Linked DNA regions of Mus musculus: region 2 is linked to region 1. The links are chromatin loops, found by intact Hi-C in ENCODE. Cell type or tissue: heart. All regions are shown on one strand. Links, peaks and the distances in the headings refer to the core of each region. The heading gives the core; the rest is flanking DNA. Region 1 overlaps Ube2o (ubiquitin-conjugating enzyme E2O). Region 2 holds the start of Rhbdf2 (rhomboid 5 homolog 2).

Region 1 (10,290 bases), core at 1,600-9,599:
GTTATTTAGACAGGGTTTCTCTGTGTAGCCCTTGACTAACCTGGAACTCACTCTGTAGACTAGGCTGACCTCGAACTCAGAAATCCGCCTGCCTCTGCCTCCCAAGTGCTGGGATCAAAGGTGTGCGCCACCAACACCCGGCCCGATTAAGCACTTTTATACGTTGCCTTGGTCATAATGTTTTGTCACAGCAATGGAAATGTAACTAATACAGAAGACAAACAGTTGGGCTGGGCCATACTTCTTGTGCGTAGGTTCATGTGCCTGCTGTGGCCAGCTATTGCTGGGCTCTTGGGGGTCCCACTCGGGATTTAATAATGACATACAGGGAAGCATTTGTATCCTGTAAGGCTGCTGGCCTGTTTGCTGGGCAGTCTTTCAGCTAGCCCATTCGACCTAACCCACCTAACCCGCCTTCCCCGCCACTCTCTCCACCTGGCCCTTACTCTGCCCTCCCTCCCTGCCCCGCTCTCCTCTGCTTCAGGGCCAGCTCTTTACTATGCAGAAAGCCAATCTGAACCAATCATCAGCAGCAAAGCATCTGTCCGGCTCTGTTGTACCTTTTGGCGTAAGGATGATGTGACCTCTCCCACAGCTGCTTGCTTTCTTTTAGGGCATGTGAGGAAGCGGGAGACATTTATATATCCTGCTGGCCTGGCTTCTCCAGCACAGCAGTTAACAATTGAAAACACAGGGACTCAACTTGATAACCCACACTTACATTGTATCAACTGACTACCAACAGCTAGCCTTAGGGACCACCCTCCCTGACCAGCACTGGCCTGCTTGAGGAAAGCCCATATAGCAAAAAAGGGCTGCTGGGGGTGGGGGAGTTGGAGACCCACCTTTAAGGTTCTGGTGTAAAGCCACTGTGGCTTCTCTGGGTGACAGCGACAGGTCCTGCTCTAGCCATGGGAATCCTGGCAGCCTATTGGAAACCCAGCTTCCCAGAAGGAGCATTTTCTGACTGAGGCCTCCTGGCAAGGACAGTTTCCTCCTGGGCTTGGGTTCTGTGTGGACACTGCTCTGTACTGCCTCTGGCCTCTGAGAGCTATGGCTCATCCATCCCAGCTTCCCTCTGCAGTCTCCTGCTTAACCACATAAAAAACTGATCTTAATTCTAGTAGTGTATATGTAGATGTTTGTGCATGCAGGGGTCTTGAAGATGGCGTTAGGTCTCCTGAAGCTGGAATTACATGCAGTTATGAACCACTCAATGTGGGTTGGGAATCTTTGCAAGAGTAGCGCTTTCTCTTAGCCTTAACCAGTGAGCCACCTCTCCAGCCTGTGCATTTTGTCACCTGCCTCTTCCTTTCCCCCTCTTTTTTGGTCCTAGTCTTCCAAGGGACATGAGTCTGCTGCTCTTTTCTGGGTCTCTAGCCCCACCAGTGAGGCTTCTGCTCACACTGCCTGCTGTGGGACCTTAGTGCTGGGTTAAGTATGACACTGGGTCGTTCCACAGCACTGGGCACTGCTTACCACTCTTGGCACGTGTCCTCTGTCCTGGGCTTCCCCTGCAGTGTGTTTACAGCAGCTCCTTGGGTACATCTCCCTGTGTTGCATGCTGTGGGGACACTGGCTACCCACATGAGGTTCACACTTGGACCCATAGGCATCCAGAGACAGGGAATCAAGCCATAAAGTGCTGTGGAGAAGAGGAAAGCAAGGGTCAGGGTCACCATAGTGTACTTCTGTCAGAGAAGTGACATCTGGGCAAGAGATTAGTGTAGCCATGTTGACATGTGGAGTGTTTGCCACTCTATGCTTGCCCAAACTAGTTTCTCCATGTTTCATTAGCATCTGGGACAGGATCTATGGGACCCACAGACACCCAGTAGTGTTTGATTGAATACATGAATGGACAGTATACCATGGAGCAAGTGAGTAGCATCGTAAATGAGAGAAAGCGGGCCAGCCAGCAGGAGTCTAGACTTCCTTATTGGGTAGCTGTGTTTCTGCCCAGCCCTTTGGGGAGGAAAGGTGGGCTTGGACACCACTGTGTTAATGTTAGATGCCTCTTGTTCATAGCCCATCCCTGTACCTTGGTTTTAGTTGGCACATTATCTGCCTTACTTGGAAAGGGGTGGATACATGAGAGAACAAAAGATAGAATCTCTGTACTTGCAGCGCTCCTGGTTTAGTGTAGCTGGGCCATCACCCAGCCTTAAGAGACAGGTTTAATGGGCCCTTGAGATGCACTCTGTTCTCATCCTTCTAGGGATTGGTGGTCCGTGGGTACAGGGCCACTCCAGACACAGTCAGTCTCTTCCCGGTCATCTTTAGTTTCCAGGCCTGCTGCGTGCATACATCCCATCCCAGTCCCCCAGGGCCCTGGGAATAAGGGAAATAGAGCCAGCCCAGGAGAGGGGACAGCCAAAGCATTTGTGAAAGGACTATACCTTCCTTCCAGGGTTTGAGCCCCTACATGCCAGTTGTACAGTCTGCCTCTCCGGGGCTGCTGACCCCAGCCTGTGACAGTAGAAGGCGGGCACTCAAACCTGGGTCCTGGCAGCTTCGGTAAGGATTGAGAGGTGTAGCAGTGTGGATCAGCCTAAGCCTAGACCCACAATAGCTGCCCTTTTATAGTGTTGTTCTTTGATTAGGTTCAGCTGTGACGTTTCCCATTTTTCTGCCAGGGAAAAAGGCCTGCTGGAGAGTCTGCAGCACCCATCAATGGCAATTCTCCGCCTACCTAGTTTCCCCAGCCTTATTGATCACCACAGATTACTGCACATTCACAGTTAATTTGTTGGAAAACTTGTTTTAGACCAGTGTTTCTCAGCCCTCCTAATGCTGCTACTCTTTAGTACATTACCTTTAGTACATTTAGTCAGTGGTGACCCCCAACCATAAAATTATTCCATTGCTACTGCATTTTGCCAGTTAAGAATTAAGATGTGGGCTGCCCTTGGCCATTTCTGGAGCAGGTTAACTGACTTCTGTTTACCCTAAGTTGTGACCAAATACCCTTCAGTAGGACACATTACACCTTCACTGGGAACAGAAAGATCACAGAAAGTTCATAACAGCCAGAGGTCTGGAAGAAGCAATACCTTCCAGGCATGCTTTCTGCATTCATGAATCTGCACCACCTCTGGTTACCTGTACAAGAAGTACACAAGATGAAGCCAGAATGGAAGCAGGGGTGCTCACAGCCCAGGTCCTAGACAAGTTATGGACAGTCGGTGGCTACTGGGAGGCAGGGATGGAGAGTTGGTTTATCTTAAGGGCAGGTCAACCATCTCCAATGAATGGCCCCACACTCAAGAATTTATGGGCAACACAAACTGGGGTCAAATAGTTTGAGGAGGGCGGGATGAACTGTTGGAACTTGGAAGAGGGTAGGGATGGATCTGGGATGAGTTAGGGGAGATGTGAGTGTGACCAGGATACAGTGTATGTATGCAGTGGTAAGCTCATTTAAAGAAGAAAAAGAAGCATGATGTCACTATCTGATAAGTGGCCCTGACCCACAGGTTGCGAAGCTCTGGTTTAGGAGGTGCTTTTCCCGTTCTGACCAAATCCCAGTGGGGAGGAAGACACAAGGTTAGAGGTCATTGTGGTACCTCTGCCAGCTCAGTAGGGCCAGCCTGTCCATGGGCAAGGTGACAGCATGGTGTGTGCCAGGCCTTAGAGACTGTTGGGACTGTCACAGCCGCCTCTCATCCCTGAGGTCTTACAGCTCACCTGTGCCTTTCTACGACTTTCCCAGGCTTTTGCTTCCCTGGGGAAAAGAGTCAACAGGCTGCAGGGCTGTGAGTGGACAGTGCTGTTTCACAGTCGTTCTGCTAGGTCATGAGACCTCTCCCTGCCTGTGTGTGAGTGCTCATCTGCACGTCACTGGAAAGTTCTAGTGTAGTCTTTGGCCACCAGGAATGATCTAAAACAGAGCATTCAGGAACCGAGTCTGCCATAGGAGGGTGAACGCCTCATGTTTCAGTGGGAAGGACCTGCCTCTGCCCCCACAGCCTCGGACCAAGGCTTTCATGGATCGTTTGTACTGCCTTTTCTTACCAGATTTGCAGTTTTAAAAATAGCAGTGCTGAGTGACTCCTTTCTCAGGCGAGTCTGCCTAGCGAGGCAGGATAGTGCGCTTTGTAGAGTGGCTATTGATTGATTAGCTGTCATTTCCCAGCTTTGGGGAGCCTGGCCACAGCAAGTCACTGTCCTGCTTGGGTGGAGCTCCTTGCTTCAGCCTTTCAGGAAGGGTGGTGGCTTGATGCTGCCGAAAGACCATATTATACAGATGAGGGACCAAGCAGGAGGAACACCTGCAAGGAGGTACCTAGGGCTGCCCCAGTGATTGAGACCACATCCTCCCACCAGGGCCACGGTTTACTCATGACCAGGAACCTACCTCTAAAATTGCCCTCTTGTGCAGGAAGCCCTTCCCCCTGGAAGTCTTGAGTGGCCAAACAGTGTCTTCTTGGCACTGGCAGAATCTGATCTTTGCTTCCATGGCAACAGTTCTTGCCTCTGTATCTGTCATTCTCAGCACTTCCCATCCCCCTAGTACTGGCCCACCTGAGCAGTCTCCCAAAGCTGAGGCTTTGAGAGCTTGGCAGCCAGTGCATCTTTCCCAGGCTGAGCCACAGAAGGGGTTGTCAGGGAGTTCTGGGTAGGGCATGGTGTTCATTATTTTAAGCCACCTTGTTTTAACACCTTGACCTATAGGCCAGTCTGTTAAAAACAAATGTCCCAGTGGAGTGTGATAGCACACCCCTGTGATCACAGCACTCAGGAGCCTGAGGTAGGAAGACCATGAATCAAGGTCAGGTGTCTCTGGGCTGTGTGGTGAGGCTTGAAGAAAGAAACAAGAAGGGAATGGATTCCTGATTTGTATGTCAGCGGTGGAGTGTGGCACCCATGATGCTCTGGGTTTGGTCTCCAGGCCTTGGGGGTGGGGTTGAGGGACTACGTGAACATTGCTGTCTTCATCCACATATTCATTCAGTAGGTTTGAAGTGAAAAAATCAGAACTCTAGTTTAATTAGAAATTTTTTCTTTCTTGTTTCTGTCAGTTTTCTTTTTTTCTTTTCTGAAACAGGGTCTCGCTGTGTAGCCTTAGCTGGCTAGGAACTTTATATATGTAGACCAGGATGACCTCAACCTCTGGCTCTGCCTCCCAAATGCTGGGATTGAAGGCATGTGCCACTATATACAATACACTACATGTGTATTGGTGGCTTGCACCATGTGTATGTCTGGGAGAGGCTAGAAGGAGGTGTTGGATCCAGTGGGGCTGGAGTTACAGGCTCCTATCAGTTACCATATGGTTGCTGGGAACTAAACCCTGGGACTCTGGAAGAGCAGCCAGTGGTCCTAACCACTGAGCCATCTCCTGCCCTAGAACAATCTTTAAAGCACTTACTGGGATTCTGATTAGCAGCCACCCTAAACAGCCCCTTCCCCCCAGAGCTCCTTTGGCCACCTCTGGTTTTCACTGCTCCATGACCTCGCTGATGCCAGTCAGAATTCATTACCAAATTCCATTCTCATTTGAAGGGGTCTCCTCTGCTTCCACCAGCTAGTTGCCCTTCAAAAGCAGCGCAACAGCATGTAGCCAGCTATGCGCCATCTTGTGGTTGCTTAATGTAAAATGCAGCATCTTGAAACCGGCCCGAGCTCTCAGGACCTGTATCTTCTGTCACGGTTATGATGCGCTAATGAGATCAGAGCTCATGAGACCCTCTAAAGGTCTGCACTCCCAGGGAAAGGAAGCTTCGTGTGTAATTGTGCAGGAAGCATCATCTTTTGTCCTGGTCTTGGTGCCCTTGTACCAAGGGTCTGTGTTGTACCTGTTCCTCCAGGGTACCACAGCCTGCTGTGTTGTCTCTGGGCTGGACCTGGCTCCGAGGCTTACTTCATTGTGGCTCAGCCCAGCCCTGCACCTCCTATCTCTGAGTGGGACCAGACCTCCCCTTGACGTGCCCAGCTGCAAAGCCCTACTTGTTCTCTTCCCTCCAGCTACTGCCGGGCCTGAGATAGCGCCTGTTTCCTGTCCTGGGCTTGAGTGTTGCTGTTTCTTCCTGTGGCCAAGAGCTTTTTGTAATACTGTTGAGGGGTCTTAGCAGTAACCTCTGAAGACAGACACACATCCACACATTCTGATGTGCTCAGACTCAGCCTCTAGCCATAAGCCATCACTAGGATTGGAACATCCCAGCACATAAAAGGAGGTAGGTAGAGAATGTTAACCACATAAGCTAGAAGGTTGTTAATACTACACAATTCATTGTGGCGTTTACTCATGACTCTCCCTGATAGACTTAAAATCCTTCCAATTTAATAATGCACTGAAGTCATGATACAACCTTGTTAATTTCTGCATCTCATTCCAGCCTTTGTGTTTTCACGAGCATCTGGCTTCTCTAGCTGAGCTGTTAGCTCCTCAAAAGCCTGCCATGGTGCTCTGGGCCCTGAGGGCCATGCTGACTTGCTTGGGGTTCTGTAGGATGTACTCCTCAAACAGACTACTCATGTGGTAAAGCAAAAGCATGGCCTGTGGCAAGAAGAGGTGCCAGGCAGGTGGCCCCCAGGGCGCCTGAAGATTGGAACATAAGCTCTGGGGTTGCACCTGCAAGAGTGCATCCAGCCCAGGACTGTCCTGTCCACAGGGAGACTTCTGGTTTCTAGGATGTGTGCTGGTACCCACTCAGGAGTGGCAGTGCTGTGTCCTCAGCAAAACTCGGTTCTTGTGTGCTCCCCCCGTGCCTGGAATCCCACTTTTCCCTGTTATTTTGCCTCCTGTGGTTTTGTCTCACTCTCCCTGAGAAATAGACAGATCTTGCTTCCAGGTATTCTGAGCACTTTTCAGTTGGTGCTTTTGTTCTGCTCCCTGTCCTGAAGTACTTACTGCTGCCATGTTCTAGAAGAAGTGGAGGTGCAAAGATGGGTCTTTGAAGCCTTAGTGATTCGCCTAAACAATGATGGCACCCCTCAGAAGCCATTTTCGTTAGCTCTGGTGTGTGTTCACCAGTTGTTACCTTGGGATGCCAGCATGCCCTGGCGCTTTCTTCTTATTAGCCTGGAAATAGCAAGTGTGGTGTTTGTACAGCCAGTGATGCTGCTGTGGGCCGAGGTAGGTGGGTTCTTCCACAAAGGGTTGCCTGGAACCAGCTCTGCTCACTGACTCAGCCTGGCCTTCTAGTTCCCTCTCCTCCTGGGTCACATAGCTGCAAGGGATGCAGTCTCAGCTAGTTCCTTAACGTTTCCCTCTCGTTTACTTTTCTGTTTTGTTTTTAGACACAGTCTCTCTGTATAGCAGCATACCCTAACCCCCAACTCATAATCTCTTGTCCCCAACTCCTGAGTGCTGAGATGACAGCTGCACACCACCATCCCTGGCTGCTTTCTGATCTTGCATGCTAGCCTGGCATAGTGTCCCCTTCAGGAAGTGGCTGGAGTCCTGGCCTGTCTCTATGTGGCCTAGCTCTGTCGGGTTGGAGCAGAGGAGCAAAAACAGGGTCCACTGCAAACTGTCTGTGTCTCCACTCATTCCTCTTCCAGGGATGCAGTGAGGGCAGACAGTTTATCAAGCTTCAGTGGGTGAGGCCTGGCTGGTGCTGGGTGCTCCTGCTCCCATGTAAATGAAAGACCTGGTCGTGGATACACCCCTGGGGAATACGGAGAGATGGAGATTTATTGCTCTGAGATTGAAGCCTGGCCACACCTCCCGTCTTGACCTTCACTGGTGTGGCTGGTGGCTCCTGCTCTCCAGACATATATGCTTAGGCCCATTAAAGCCTTTCCTGTGAGGACTGGAGAGCTGAGGACCCAAGTTTTGTTCCCAGTGTTGATGTCATGTGGCTTACAGTTGCCTGTAACTATAGCTCCAGGGACTCTGTGGACACTGCACTCATGTGCACATGCCCACACACAGATGTACTAGATGCACAGAATTAGAAATAAGATGTTTAAATAACTCTCCCTGTGGCCTTCTGGCAGCTCCTCCTTGGGTGAGGAGCCTGTTACCTGCAACTGTCTTACTTTAGCTTCCTTCTGTTTTCAGACACTTAGTCTTGGAAGTTTTTATACAGGAATTTTTTAGTGCATCTGATTGACCATGGCCAGTTTAATGAATGGGCTTCTAGACTGGAAGCAGGACAGCTCAGGTGCAAGAGCAGGCCAGGGAGGCAGTTCCAGGAGGTGGCCTTGTTAGCAGATGGGCCTCTAGAAGCCCAAACCAGTTGATGACAGTGCCTGCTCACTCTACAGCAAGCCTTCTCCCCGAACTGCAGCCCTTCCCTCTGCCCCTGCCTCATCGCTATACAGTTGTATGTGGAGGCCAGAGGTCAGGATCGGTTTCCTCATGTCATTCTCCATTTTGTTTATTATTATTTTATGTGTATGGTTGTTTTGCTTATGTGTATATGTGTGCACCACTTACATATAATGCCTAGCCCAGGAAGCCAAAGATGATATTGGATGCCCTGGAGCTGGAGTTACCAATGGTTGTGAGCTGCCGTGTGAGTGCTGGGGAGTCCCAATAATTGTTTAAAAGTAAAATAGGCTGGAGAAGTGGCTGAGCTGGTGAGAGTGACAGCTGCCCTCCAGAGGACCTAAATTTGGTTCCCAGCACCCATGTCAGGGAGTTCACAACTGTTTCTAACTCCACTTTCAAGTGATTGAACACTCTTCTGCCCTCCAGGGTACTGCACACATGTGTGCACAGATACACAGAAAGGAAGGGGAGGGAGGGCGAGCATAGCTTTAATTCCAGCTCTCAAGAGCCAGGGCTGGCCTAGTCTAAATAGTGAGTTGCAGGCCAGCCAGAGCTATACAGTAGACCCTCTCACGCGGGGGTGGGGGTGGGGGGATTCAGTAGAGGTAGTGGAGATGACCTTTGACCCACCTTGTTTCTAGATGTCCTAAGCAGCCAGGAGTTCCTTGGCCTAGACACTGTTGATAATGCTGTCCAGTCATTGTGACAGGAGCTTTCCTGTGTGTCTAGGGAGGGGAGAGGACAAAGTGGCTCTAGCTGAAAACCACAGAGCCACTGCCTTCCCTTCCCAGGCAGGTGACCCCAATGTGTTGCCTTGGCTCAGGCCCCCAGGTTCTCCTCCTTTGCTCAGGGTTCCTCTCCTAAGGCCTGAGTAACTTCTCTGTCCCTTTTAAATCCTGCCAGCCTCATCTAGAAGGCTGGCATTATCTAGGAAGCTCACTGCCTTATTCAGCCAGGTACGTGGTCAGAGTGGCCCCTTTAGAACCCGGGTTGCGTTGTTTATAACTCTGAGCACAGCCTGGCCTGCGTCTGCCCTAGAACTGGGGCTGGAGCCAGGCAGAGCAGAGGCTAGTGTTGTCTGAGCTTAGACGCCATCAGTGTTGTCTGAGCTCCCCTCCTCCACAGTCTGGCCCTGGGTTGTTTTCAGAGGAGGCAACAGAGACTGCCTCTTGCCCTGTTCCATGCCATTACATGACCAGTGTTTATTTCACGTAGCCCATGACTTCCCCCCAGGCTATTTTGGAATAGCTTCTTTCCTGCTATTCCAAAACTTAGGTTCACCGATGCTTTCCAGGAAATGCTAGTTTACAACTGGCTGGTAAACTCGGAGTTGCTGAACTTTTTTTTTTCTTTTTAATTTTTAATGATAAGAAACAAAAATATACCTAAAAGCATAGCTTGTGGAAAAACCATTTGTTCTCTCCTGTCTTGTATTGTTCTTCCAACTGACCTTGGCCTCCCCAGCCTTGCGTTTCAGAGCTGAGTCTCTAAAGACATCCTTCTTGACAACCGTTCCCTCTGAGAGGCTATCCAGAGCACCTGTAGGCATGAGGTGGTTACAGTTATAAACGTTCATAAAGAACTTGATCTTGGAGTTTTTGGCAATCTTCTTTTTACCTCCATTTCACACGTCCTGTATGAGCTTGTTCTGATCAGGCTGTCCATGTGGATCCTCCCCCCTCCCCTGGCAGTACCTGGACCTGACAGAGGCCATCGGGTTGTGTGCAGACGCAGCTCAAGGCTCTCGTCAAGGCCGCGCTACTCTCTGCTTTCTGCGATGACTTAGGCCCCCTAATTGGTGGTGGTTTGACGTCTAAGCTAAGAAGGCAGTTGAGGTGAAGCTGAGGGTGGGGCAGGCACAAAGTGTCTTCACATTACTAGAAAAGGGAGCTGGCCTCTCCACCTTCCCTTCAGTGCCTTGAAGCTAGCCTTTCTGGACCTCAGCCTGTGTCCCTGTGGACAGGGAGTCAAGCAAGTATGGATGTAGTGGCTGTATGTGCCTGTGTGCGTGCACGCAGGCGCCAATGCTTTCTTTGTGGCTTCAATCCTGTCATGGGTCCCAGAGT
Region 2 (10,290 bases), core at 1,376-9,375, 74 kb before region 1:
CCTGGCTGTCCTGGACCTCACTTTGTAGACCAGGCTGGCCTCGAACTCAGAAATCTGCCTGCCTCTGCCTCCCAAGTGCTGGGATTAAAGGCGTGCGCCACCACGCCCGGTCCCTTTTGTTTGTTTGTTTGTTTTTTTGTTTTTTGTTTTTTTTTTGGTTAGTTTGTTTTGCTCTGTTTTTGTTTGTTTGTTTGTTTTGTTTTGTCTTTCAAGACAGGGTTTCTCTGTGTAGCCCTGGCTGTCCTGGAACTCTCTCTGTGGACAAGGCTGGTCTAAAACTCACAGAGATACCTGCTTCTGCCTCCAGAGTACAGAGATTAAAGGAGTGCACCACCACAGCCCAGCATTATAATTTTAAAATATTTTTATCGTGAAGGTTAGTGGACAATTTTGGGGAGTTAACTCCCTCTTTCTACCATGTAGGTCCCAGGGATTAAAGTTGGACCACCAGGCAAGCGGCAGATCGCATGCAAACAGAAGCGCTCACATAGTTTCGGTGTAGTTCACAGCCTGTGTTTCACAACGGGTACTTGGACCACGGCCTGTATTGTTCTCCCCAGAACTGCCAAGCGCTGCACAAATCCAGCTTAACTGGTTTATTTCACTCTACTTCAGGGAAGCCAGCGGCTGCCCCAAACATCTACACCCTAGGGTCACCACAATACAGCACCCTCCATCATCTGACATTAAAACTGGGCCTGAAAGTGTAGCTAGGTTGGTCGCCTAGCTTGTGGCCCTGGGTTCCATCCCAACCACTCTATAAACAGAGTGTGATAATGCGAAACCAGTCTTTCCTACGAAAATTGTTTTGAATGTGAAGTATCCCCCATGCCTCCCATATTCCCAGGCATTTGAATGTGTGGTCCCTATTTGAATATGTGTAGGAGTTATGTCACTGGGGGTTGGGGGATATACTTTGAAGTTTCAAAGACTGTTGTTGCCATTTCATGCTAGTTTTCTCTGCTTCGTAATTGTGGTTTAAGATATAAACTCTTAAGCTGATCGTGGTGGCACATGTCTTTGATCCTAGCACTTGGGAGGCAGAGGCAAGTGGTCTCTGAGTTTGAGACCAGCCTGGTCTACAGAGAGAATTTCACAACAGCCAGAGCGATCAGAGAAACCCTGTCTCTAACAAAACAACACAACAACAAAAAGAGCATTAGCCTGTAATGAACCTTCCCCCACCTCGTGAAACGCTCTCAGACATGCCTGTGTGCCCAACCTCTGCACCAGGCATTCCTGAGGCTATCACACCCTCCCCATCATGCCTGTTATTAATTAGCCAAGCACCTGCCAGTGGGTGGAGACACAGTCATTACCCTACATTAAGCAGGATGATTAGAAGTTTAAGGCCAGCCTGGGCTACACCGTGAATTTTAGACCAATCTTAATAACATAAAACCTTGTCTATAGATAGATAGATAGATAGATAGATAGATAGATAGATAGATAGATAGATAGATAGATAAAAGAGCTGGCTCAGCAGGTGAGATTACTTGCTTCTCTTGAAGAGAACCAGAGTTCAATTCCCTGTACCTGAGGCAGGCTGCTTGCAGTCACCACCCTGTAACCCCGAATCAGGAATCTGACACCCTCTCTGGCCACTGTACACCCCCCCACACACACACACACAAAGGCATAGTAAAAACTAAAAAATAGGGGCTGGAGAGATGGCTCAGCGGTTAAGAGCACCGACTGCTCTTGCGAAGGTCCTGAGTTCAAATCCCAGCAACCACATGGTGGCTCACAACCATCTGTAATGGAATCTGATGCCCTCTTCTGGTGTGTCTGAAGACAGCTACAGTGTACTCACATACATAAAATAAATAATTCTTTAAAAAATAAAAATAAAAAATAAAAAATAAACAAATAGGTTGTTAGTAATGGCTGACTGGTTAAGTGTGTACTGCTCATACAGAGGACCAGGGTTCAGTCCCCTGCATCCTCCTGAAGTGACTTATAAGCTCCTGTCACTCCAGCTGCAGGGACATCCCATGCCCATTGGGTTTCAGACCCAGGACAAGCCTCTGAGGTGCCTATTTAACATATCAAAGCGGACCTGGCTTCCAGGGTCTCCCAGCATCCCTCAGTCCCTCCCTGTTACAGGGTATGACTGGCACACCGCACCCTCCATGCCTGAACTTTTCACTCCAAGGGTTGGGTTTCCCCTTCCCCAGATCTTCTCTATATAATCTAAATTGCTCTCTCTCTCTCTGTCTTTCTGTCTCTCTCTCTGTCTGTCTGTCTGTCTCTCTCTCTCTCTCTCTCTCTCCTCCATGTCTACAGGGCAATTTCCCTGGCCCATGAGCTGCCCCAGTAAACCTTCCTTTTTACTTTTAATTTGGCCAATAACAAATTGGCCAATTAATGCCCTTTAATGGCCTCTGTAGGCATTGCACTCAGGTGGGTGTACACACACACACACACACAATTTAAAAGTTTGAAAAGTATTATAAAACATCTCAGTGGAAAGGCTGGGTTGTAGCTTACTGACAGAGTGCTTGCTCAGAATGTGAGAGGCCTGTCCTCAGGACCAGCAAGTTTAAAATGTCAGAGGCTAGAGAACTGGTTTAGGGCAGTGGGTCTCACCTTTCCTAATGCCGTGACCCTTTAATACAGTTCTTCAAGCTGCGGTGGCCCCTAACCATAAAGTGATTTCTGTTGCTACTTCATAACTGTAATGTTGCTACTGTTAAGAATCGTAACGTGAACATCTGATATGTGACCCCTGTGAAAGGGCCCCCCCCCCCCAAAGGATCATGGCCGACAGGCTGAGAACTGCTGGTTTACAGGGTGAAGGTAATTGCTACCAAGCCTGAAGACCTGAGTTCAATTCCTGGGACATTCACAAGTTGTCCTTTGACCTACACATGTGTGCTATGGTGTGGGAACTAAAAAGGGGCCCAGGGGAAGAGGGGGGAGGGAGGACCCACGTCCGGCCAGAGTTCCTCCTATGCTCTGGACAGGCAGACACAGGAAGGCTGCCAGATGTTTTCCGCTCAAGATACCCTGTAGCCCCGGGGTTATGGGAGAGAGGGAAGAGGGAAGAGAGGTTCCCACACAGGCGAGAGTCTGCGCAGCTGAATAGAGACAGTCTATGGTTTTAGAGCTTTATTATAGAAAGGCAGGGGGAAAGAGAGAAGGTAGAAAAGAGGGGGGAGGCTAGAGAAAAAGAGAGAGTAAGAGAGAGAGTGAGAGGAGAGGAGAGTAAGAGCAAGAGAACAAAGGAGTGAGAGAGCAAGGAGGGCCAAACAGCCCCTTTTAAAGGGAGCTGCTATCTTTTCTGTTGCTAGGTTACTGGAGAGGAGTTTAGCCTGAAGGTCAGAAGCTTGGGACATTGCCTATGTGACTACTAACTAGCCTTGCTTCTCTTGTGGGGGATGTGGGGGCGGTAACTTTGACAGGAGCCAGAGTTCCAGGAGACATGAGAGAACTCCTTCCATCCCGTGTAGGTGAATTATCACCACCAGGTTCCGGGGTTCAGCATCTCAGCTCGACTGGAGACCAGCCTGCCTGTGCATAGTCCAATGCCCCACGCTATGGGGCGCACACACAATCAATACAACTTAAAACAATGTTTGTAAGACTCAAGATATCTCTGTGCGTCTGTAACTTGAGTTTCTCAGGCACATGGCATTTCATGACTCTAACATATCTTAGTCACCCGGGGTCATTTTTTCTGCTGTAGACAAGGAGTCTCACCTGGCATGCAACATGCTTTGTCCCAGGTCCGTGGCACTTATTTCTTCAGGACGCCCTGGTTCCTCCTTGGGTGCCAACTATTCACACAAACTCGGGCACCGTGGTCCCCACGGTTCTGATTTCATTTTCCCAATGATTGATGAGGCTGGGGGGCTTCTTATAGAGTCCCTGTGATAACGAATAATACCAACTGGGCAGGGTCTAGTCACCTGGCAGACAGAGCTCTGGGCACCTCTGAGATTCGCTTAACAGAGGCGGGAAGACCCTGGGACCTCCTAGATTCACTTCCCAGCCCTGAGTGCTGGAGGCCCCACCCCACCAGCTGGGTACCAGCTCTCATCTCTCATCTCTGTTCCCACCCACCTAAGACACCATGTGACCAGCTCCTCATGCTACTGCCCTGCCTCCCTGTCATGACAAACTGTACCTCAAACTGTAAGCCAACACAAGTCTGATACTCTTTGTTTTTCTCCCGAGAGAGAGTTTCTCTGTGTAGTCTTGGAACTCACTCCGTAGACCAGGCTGGCCTCGAACTCACAGCTCCTGCCTCTGCCTCCTGAGTGCTGGGATTAAAGGCATAGAGTTAAAGCTTTTATGTTGTTTAGTCTGATGGTCTTTTAGCTGGTGGCTTCTGGGTAAAATGTCTGAGACTGGGTAAGAGGCCGATGCTGCTCCCATGCTGAAGAGTGGTAATGCCACTAGGAAAGAGTATGCTACCGAGAGGGAATCGGGACGGAACACAAAGTCACCTACAAGGATGGAAGTGCCAGGGAGAGAGGAGAACTCAGAATCCCAAGATTATGGCCACATGTGCTCCCTGCCTGATTCCTCGAGTGATGGCAGGCAGGTCTGAACCTGGATGCTATCGCCCTTTCCGGGCGCGGTGTTCTTCCAGGGAAGTGCTAAGAGATTTACCTAGTGTTTGACTGAACAAGCTTTCTGGAGTTAGCAGGGCCAGGACACGTGGATTCCTTCTTGCAGTACTGGATATGGCCGCTAGATGGAGACTATGCACTATGGATGCCAGCTGTTGTAACCCATAGCTCTTGGTCCCTGTCTTCCTCTGAAGTTCTGTGACATCCTGATTTTGCTCCCTGGGGGATGGGAGGCCTTAGGCCCTTGTCAGCCACACTCTAAAAAGACATCTTTGTCATCCTTTCTGTATGCTTCCTGGGGTCCTTCCTAACTCCCCCTCCTCTAGACTCTGGTAGCAGCCCTTCCGCGGTTCTTCTCGTTCACACAACCCCGCGTGCCCCTGAACACTGCCAGAAGGACATTCAAAGCTTGTTCTCCCGCGATGGCTGGAAAGAACATGGCCTCCGATCCAGGGCCCTGCCTCAGTGTCTGTGCTCTTCAGTCCTGAACCCATGCCTGGAGCTCTCCAAACCTGAACAGAGACCACATTAAAGACAGTCATAGTAATGCACATTTGAAACCCCGGAAGCAGGAAAGTGGGGACAGGTGGCTCGCGGGGGCTCACTAGCCTGATGGTGAGTCCCAGGCTAGTGAGAGACAGTGTCTCAAAATAAGGTGGACAGAGACTGAGAAACAACACCTGAGATTGTCTTAAGCTTATGTGCGCGCGCGTGCGCACACACACACACACACACACACACACATACACATACACATACACACACACATGCTCGCACACATTCATACACACAGAATCTTACAGAAATAAGATTAAAAAGTTGATAATCTTGCTGTCAGGTTAATTTTAAGATCATTTTATCTAAATCTTTTCAGAGTTGCACAAGTCTTGAGAGAGGTCTCGGGGTTTGCAGGACATAGGCCCACAGCTGAGAGCACGCAGTCAATTGCAGAGGGCCACAGCATCTCATTTTAAAACTGAGAACACTTGGCCTGGTGGTTTATACCTACCTATAATCCTAGCACTCAAGAAGTAAAGGCAGAAGGATTGCTGAATTTGAGGCCAGCCTGGGGTATATATAGAGTGAAGTCCAGACCAGCCTGGAGCCTGTCTCAGAAAAGCAAACAAAATAAATCCCAACAAAAATAAATCCATTTTAGCCAGTCATGGTGGTTCTCTGCCAACTAGCTTTTGGGTGATTAAGACAGGAGAAACAAGAATCCAAGGCCTGGGCCTGGAGAGATGGCTCGGCAGTTTAGGGCACTGGCTGTTCTTTCAGAGGACCTTGGTTCAATTCCCATCATCCACATGATAGCTCACAGCCATCTGTATGTAACTGCAGTTCCACGGGAGGATCCAGCGCCCTCTTCTGGCCTGAAGTCATACAAATAGGGCACAGGCACACATGCGGGGGGGGGGGTGGGGGGACGACGACGACGGACACACTTATACATATAAGAAAATTTAAAAAATAAACAAGTTGGTGGTTGTGCATGGCTTTAGTCCCAGCACTTGGGAAACAGAAGCAGGCAGATCTCTGAGTTCAAGGATAGTCTGGTCTACAGGGCAAGTTCCAAGACTAGACAGAGAAACCCTGTATGGAAAAACAAACAAACAAACAAAAAAGTTGCAGGCCAGCTGGGCGTGCTGGTTCACATCTTTAACCTCAGCTCCCAGGAGGCAGAGGCAGAGACAGGTGAATCTCTGTGAATTTGAGACCAGTCTGGGCTAGATAGTAAATTCCAGGCCAGCCAAGGCTACATAGTGAAACTTTGTCTCAAGACAAGATAAGGGAATAAAAAAATATTCAAGCCAGTCTGCTTTACAGAGCAAAGTACTGTCTCAATTTTTTCAGTATTTATTTCAATTTTTTACAGTTTTTTTTAAGTTATAAAAACATAGCAAGTGTATGCATTCCACTTTTTGTTTTTCTACTCAAGGGCATTTTGGAGATAATTCCCTATCAACACACAGTTACCTCATTGCTTTTAACAGCTGCAATGTGACATTCCCACACGTTACACCCAACTGTTTCTCACTCTCCCACACCAGGCAGGAGAGGTGGTTTACTGCAGCCAAGTCTGTGATCTCTCCATCTCCAGGGCTAGGGCGGCATGGCACAAGTCTCTGATGTCACCGAAGCATCATGCATATTCTCGTCCTTGGCCGTACAGGGGTGAGGACACAGCCCAGCCGTCCAGCAGTGAGGACACAGCCCAACCGTCCAGCAGTGAGGACACAGCCCAGCCCAGCCCAGCCCAGGTGCCAGAGTAGCATCTGCCAGGCTGAGAGGTGGATTGGGCCTGAATGGTTCCAGCAGCCCCACGGTGCCTCTTCTGCCTGATGCTCTTTGCTGCCATGGGACAGACAGAATGATCCTCACATGATGGAACTCACACGCATGCCAGGCAAGTCCAGCCTCCCACCTGCACCCCAACCCCCAGGGCTGGTTCTTTTGCCGCTCTCAGCATGGTTTCCTAAGGATATGTGGAGGGGTCACTAAATGGCTCCCTGCCTGTGCTTCAGAGAAACAGCTCCCAAGTTTGGGGTTATTATCTGTCTTTGCCCCAGCCTTGCCTTTCCGTGGCTGGAGACTGGGAAGGAGAAGTTTGCCACCCTGCCTAATAGGAAGTAACTAAAGCTCTAAGCATGTGGTGCACACACATTTTATTTATTTATTTTTACATGAATTAGTGTTTTGCCTGTGTCATATATGTATGTATGTATGTATGTATGTATGTGTTAAGTATGTATTATGATGTACATGCCTGTGGAGGTATAAGAAGGGCATTTGATCTCTGAAACTGAGTTAAGGCTGTCTGCAAGATCCCAAGTGCATGCTGGGAACTGAACCTGGGTCTCTGCAACATCAGCAAAAGCTTCCAACCATATAATTATTTCCCCTGCCCCACTTTTTTTTTTTTTTTTTTAAGATTTATTTATTGCCGGGCAGTGGTGGCACACACCTTTAATCCCAGCACTTGGGAGGCAGGAGGATTTCTGAGTTGGAGGCCAGCCTGGTCTACAGAGTGAGTTTCAGGACAGCCAGGGCTACACAGAGAAACACTATCTTGAAAATAAAAAAATAAAATAAATTTTAAAAATTCTTTTATTTATATGAGTCCACTATAGCTGTCAGACACACCAGAAGAGGGTATCAGATCCCATTACAGATGGTTGTGAGCCACCATGTGGTTGCTGGGAGTTGAACTCAGGACCTCTGGAAGAGCAGTCAGTGCTTTTAACCTCTGCTCTACCCAACCCACCAACGTGGCAGACTGGGGGCAGGGTGGTTAAGAGCAACAAGAGCCCAGAGACCTGGCTCACCTCTGAAAGCAGCTCTGCTGCAGCGCCCCCTGGTGGTGGTCTCTCCATACTCTCTGGCTGGGCGAGGACTTCAGAAAGAAAGACTGAGGCCATTGGTGCAGGGGCTGAGGATAGGGACTCCAGACCTGGGGGTACAGGTCTAGTTCGTTCCTCTGCCATTTCCTGCCTGCCGTAAGTTTCCACATCAAATCCCAAGTGAGGGGCTAACCCAGGCCCTAGGCATCTGTATCAGTGGCACCCCCTGCCCTTCTCCGGCCTGCTGTTCTTGTTCAGGAGCTGACAGGTCCGGCGAGTGCTCGTAGGTGGGAGCATGGGAGTGTTGGACAGGGTGTCATAAATGTAGGCCTTCGTACAGGGCTAGGTACGCGAACATGAAGAGTGGTACTCTACCAGGAAGTGGGTAAGAACATCACAAGATGGCACCACCCAGAGCCGAGTTAAGGGAGGGATATCTGGGTCCAGGAGGGAGATGAGGAGGCACAGCCCAGCTCCTATGGGCTCAAGGTGGCTAGAGACGTGGGCTAAGGAGGATAAAAGCCTGTGGCTTAAACTTGAGGGAGGGCCGGCCGTCACCACTACTAATAATAGCAAAGATAACAGCAGCTGCTAGTTAGAGCCAGGGGCCCCACAAATGCTCCCTGTTACTGCTACCACACAGAGAGGGGAAAGCTGAGACCGAGGAGGCTTAGGGGATTCATCTAAGACCACAGGAGCAGTCAATGGCAGATCAGGATTTGAACCCCCGGCTCTGTTAGCTGGAGTCATATATAGTTATTTCTCATTACAGCCAACAAAGCAAGTTACTTGGTCAGTATTGGCCAGGCTAGAGTATCCAAAGCCTGGGCCTGGGGGCTGTTCATGACACGGAGATGTGGAGGGCCTTCCTCTGCATCTATTGCCAGTTACTGTGAGAGCCAGCTTTCAGCCTTAGCAAGAAGCCTCTGTGTCCTTGGGTGCAGAGCAACATTCACAGTTTCCTAAGGGACAGTCCCAAGAACTAGCATATACCTCGGTTGCCTTTCCAACTGCTCTGTGTTTAGTCCTGGGGTGGTTAAGGGGACAAGACCCAACTTCCAGCAAGGACCCGGTCTGGCCTAGAAGGGATGCCAGGCCTGAGGAGAGATCATTCTAATGGACGAAGGAGAGACAGCAGCTAGAGAAGGCCAAGGCTTCCTAGACGATGTAGCTGCAGCGATCGATCGGGGATTCTGGAAAGGATGCAAGCCTAGTCGAGGCTCCTGGAGTCAAAGGAGCCTGAGGTCACACGAGAAAGAGAAGGGGAAATTGAGTGGTTTTTGCTTGGTTGTTATGGGGGTGTGTCCGTGTGAGCGCGTGTGTTGCTGGAGATCGAACCTAAGATCTGTGTGCTAGGCAAGTGTTTAAATGTGGCCATAAGTGGAGCAGCAGGAGCTACAAGCCCAGGCAGAAGCCGCGGGCCGACCACGCCCCCCGAAGCACCGCCCACACACCAAGAAGCCCCGCCTCAATGAGGCCCCGCCCACACCCAGTCCCCGCCCCTGCGCCCTCGCGCAGGTAGGGAAGAGGCGGAGCGCTGGCGCTCAGCCTTGTAGCCGCCGCCCCGCCGCTGCCCACTCTGCTCTCAGCCGCTTCCCGGGACGTGGGGCCTCCGAGAGGTGAGCACGGGGAATTGGGTGCGGCGGAGCTCGGGTCCGCTAGGCCGCGGGTGGCCAGGGATTCACGGGGCTGCCCCGTTCGGCCGCGGGGAAGGTCGGGGGCTGTGCGCCCCGCAGAGCGCCCTAGAGGCCGAGGCTGGACTCTGTGCCCGCGGGACCGCTGGATCCCTCCCGCAGATCCTTGGCCTCTGCTGGGACCAGGACGCCTAAAGGGGTTCCCCGGGGCACAGTCACCAGATGTCTGGGCGCGTGGTTTGCGCAAAAGTTTAAAAGCCCAGAGAGGAAGAGAGGGCACTGCCCAGTGTTGGAACATGCGACTCCGCCTCCAACCAGAAATCCCTTTTAGACCTTAAGACTATATTCCCCTGTCTCCCGGGTGAACTTCCAAAGTCCTCGGGCAGCGTTTTGTGCGTGGAGCTTCGCCGCCGTGGTAGTAACAGGTGCGGGGGTGGGGGATGGGGAAGGCTCACACCGCCAGAGTAGTCCGCGGCTCAGAAAGTGTACTCAGGAGTCCTGGCTTAAGGACCGAGGGGTTTGGAGAGTTGGGCCCCCAGCTGATGTTTCTGCATTGGATTGAAAGTTAGGGAGCGAAAGGTCTGTAGGGCCCAGGTCTCTACCACAACCCCAGGGCAGAAGGGAAGCCAGGTCCATACCTTGATTCAACTCCAGGAAACACCGAGCCGCGAGTCTGTAGGGCCGGGACATAGAGAGCGAAGGTGAGGTGTACCTGAGGGATTGCCTCATAGGTGGAGC

Evidence for each region. A loop is a pair of places that touch in the nucleus more often than their neighbours do. Peaks named below come from ENCODE experiments on the same cell type or tissue, not always from the same donor. Only the 100,000 strongest peaks of a DNase experiment are listed, where the experiment ranks them.
Region 2: a loop joins it to region 1, with 7 times the contacts of the local background. A loop is called at or near these places in 18 of 42 quality-filtered maps.

Annotation. Positions count from the first base shown.
Region 1 is chr11:116,549,970-116,560,259 of GRCm38, reverse strand. The region is part of intron 1 of Ube2o (ubiquitin-conjugating enzyme E2O); the gene reads left to right. Among named protein-coding and RNA genes, the nearest start is that of Sphk1, 23 kb to the right of the region's middle. In heart, for the core only: a CTCF peak has its summit at 5,585 (motif pointing left); DNase peaks (open chromatin) are centred at 3,739 and 9,288; H3K4me3 peaks cover 1,240 bases; H3K27ac peaks cover 4,280 bases.
Region 2 is chr11:116,623,425-116,633,714 of GRCm38, reverse strand. Rhbdf2 (rhomboid 5 homolog 2) reads left to right here and starts at 9,495. Exons shown (of 19, transcript NM_001167680.2): 1 at 9,495-9,537. In heart, for the core only: CTCF peaks have their summits at 4,688, 5,916 (motif pointing left) and 7,944 (motif pointing left); DNase peaks (open chromatin) are centred at 2,974, 3,344, 4,704, 7,864 and 3 weaker places; H3K4me3 peaks cover 1,560 bases; H3K27ac peaks cover 5,536 bases.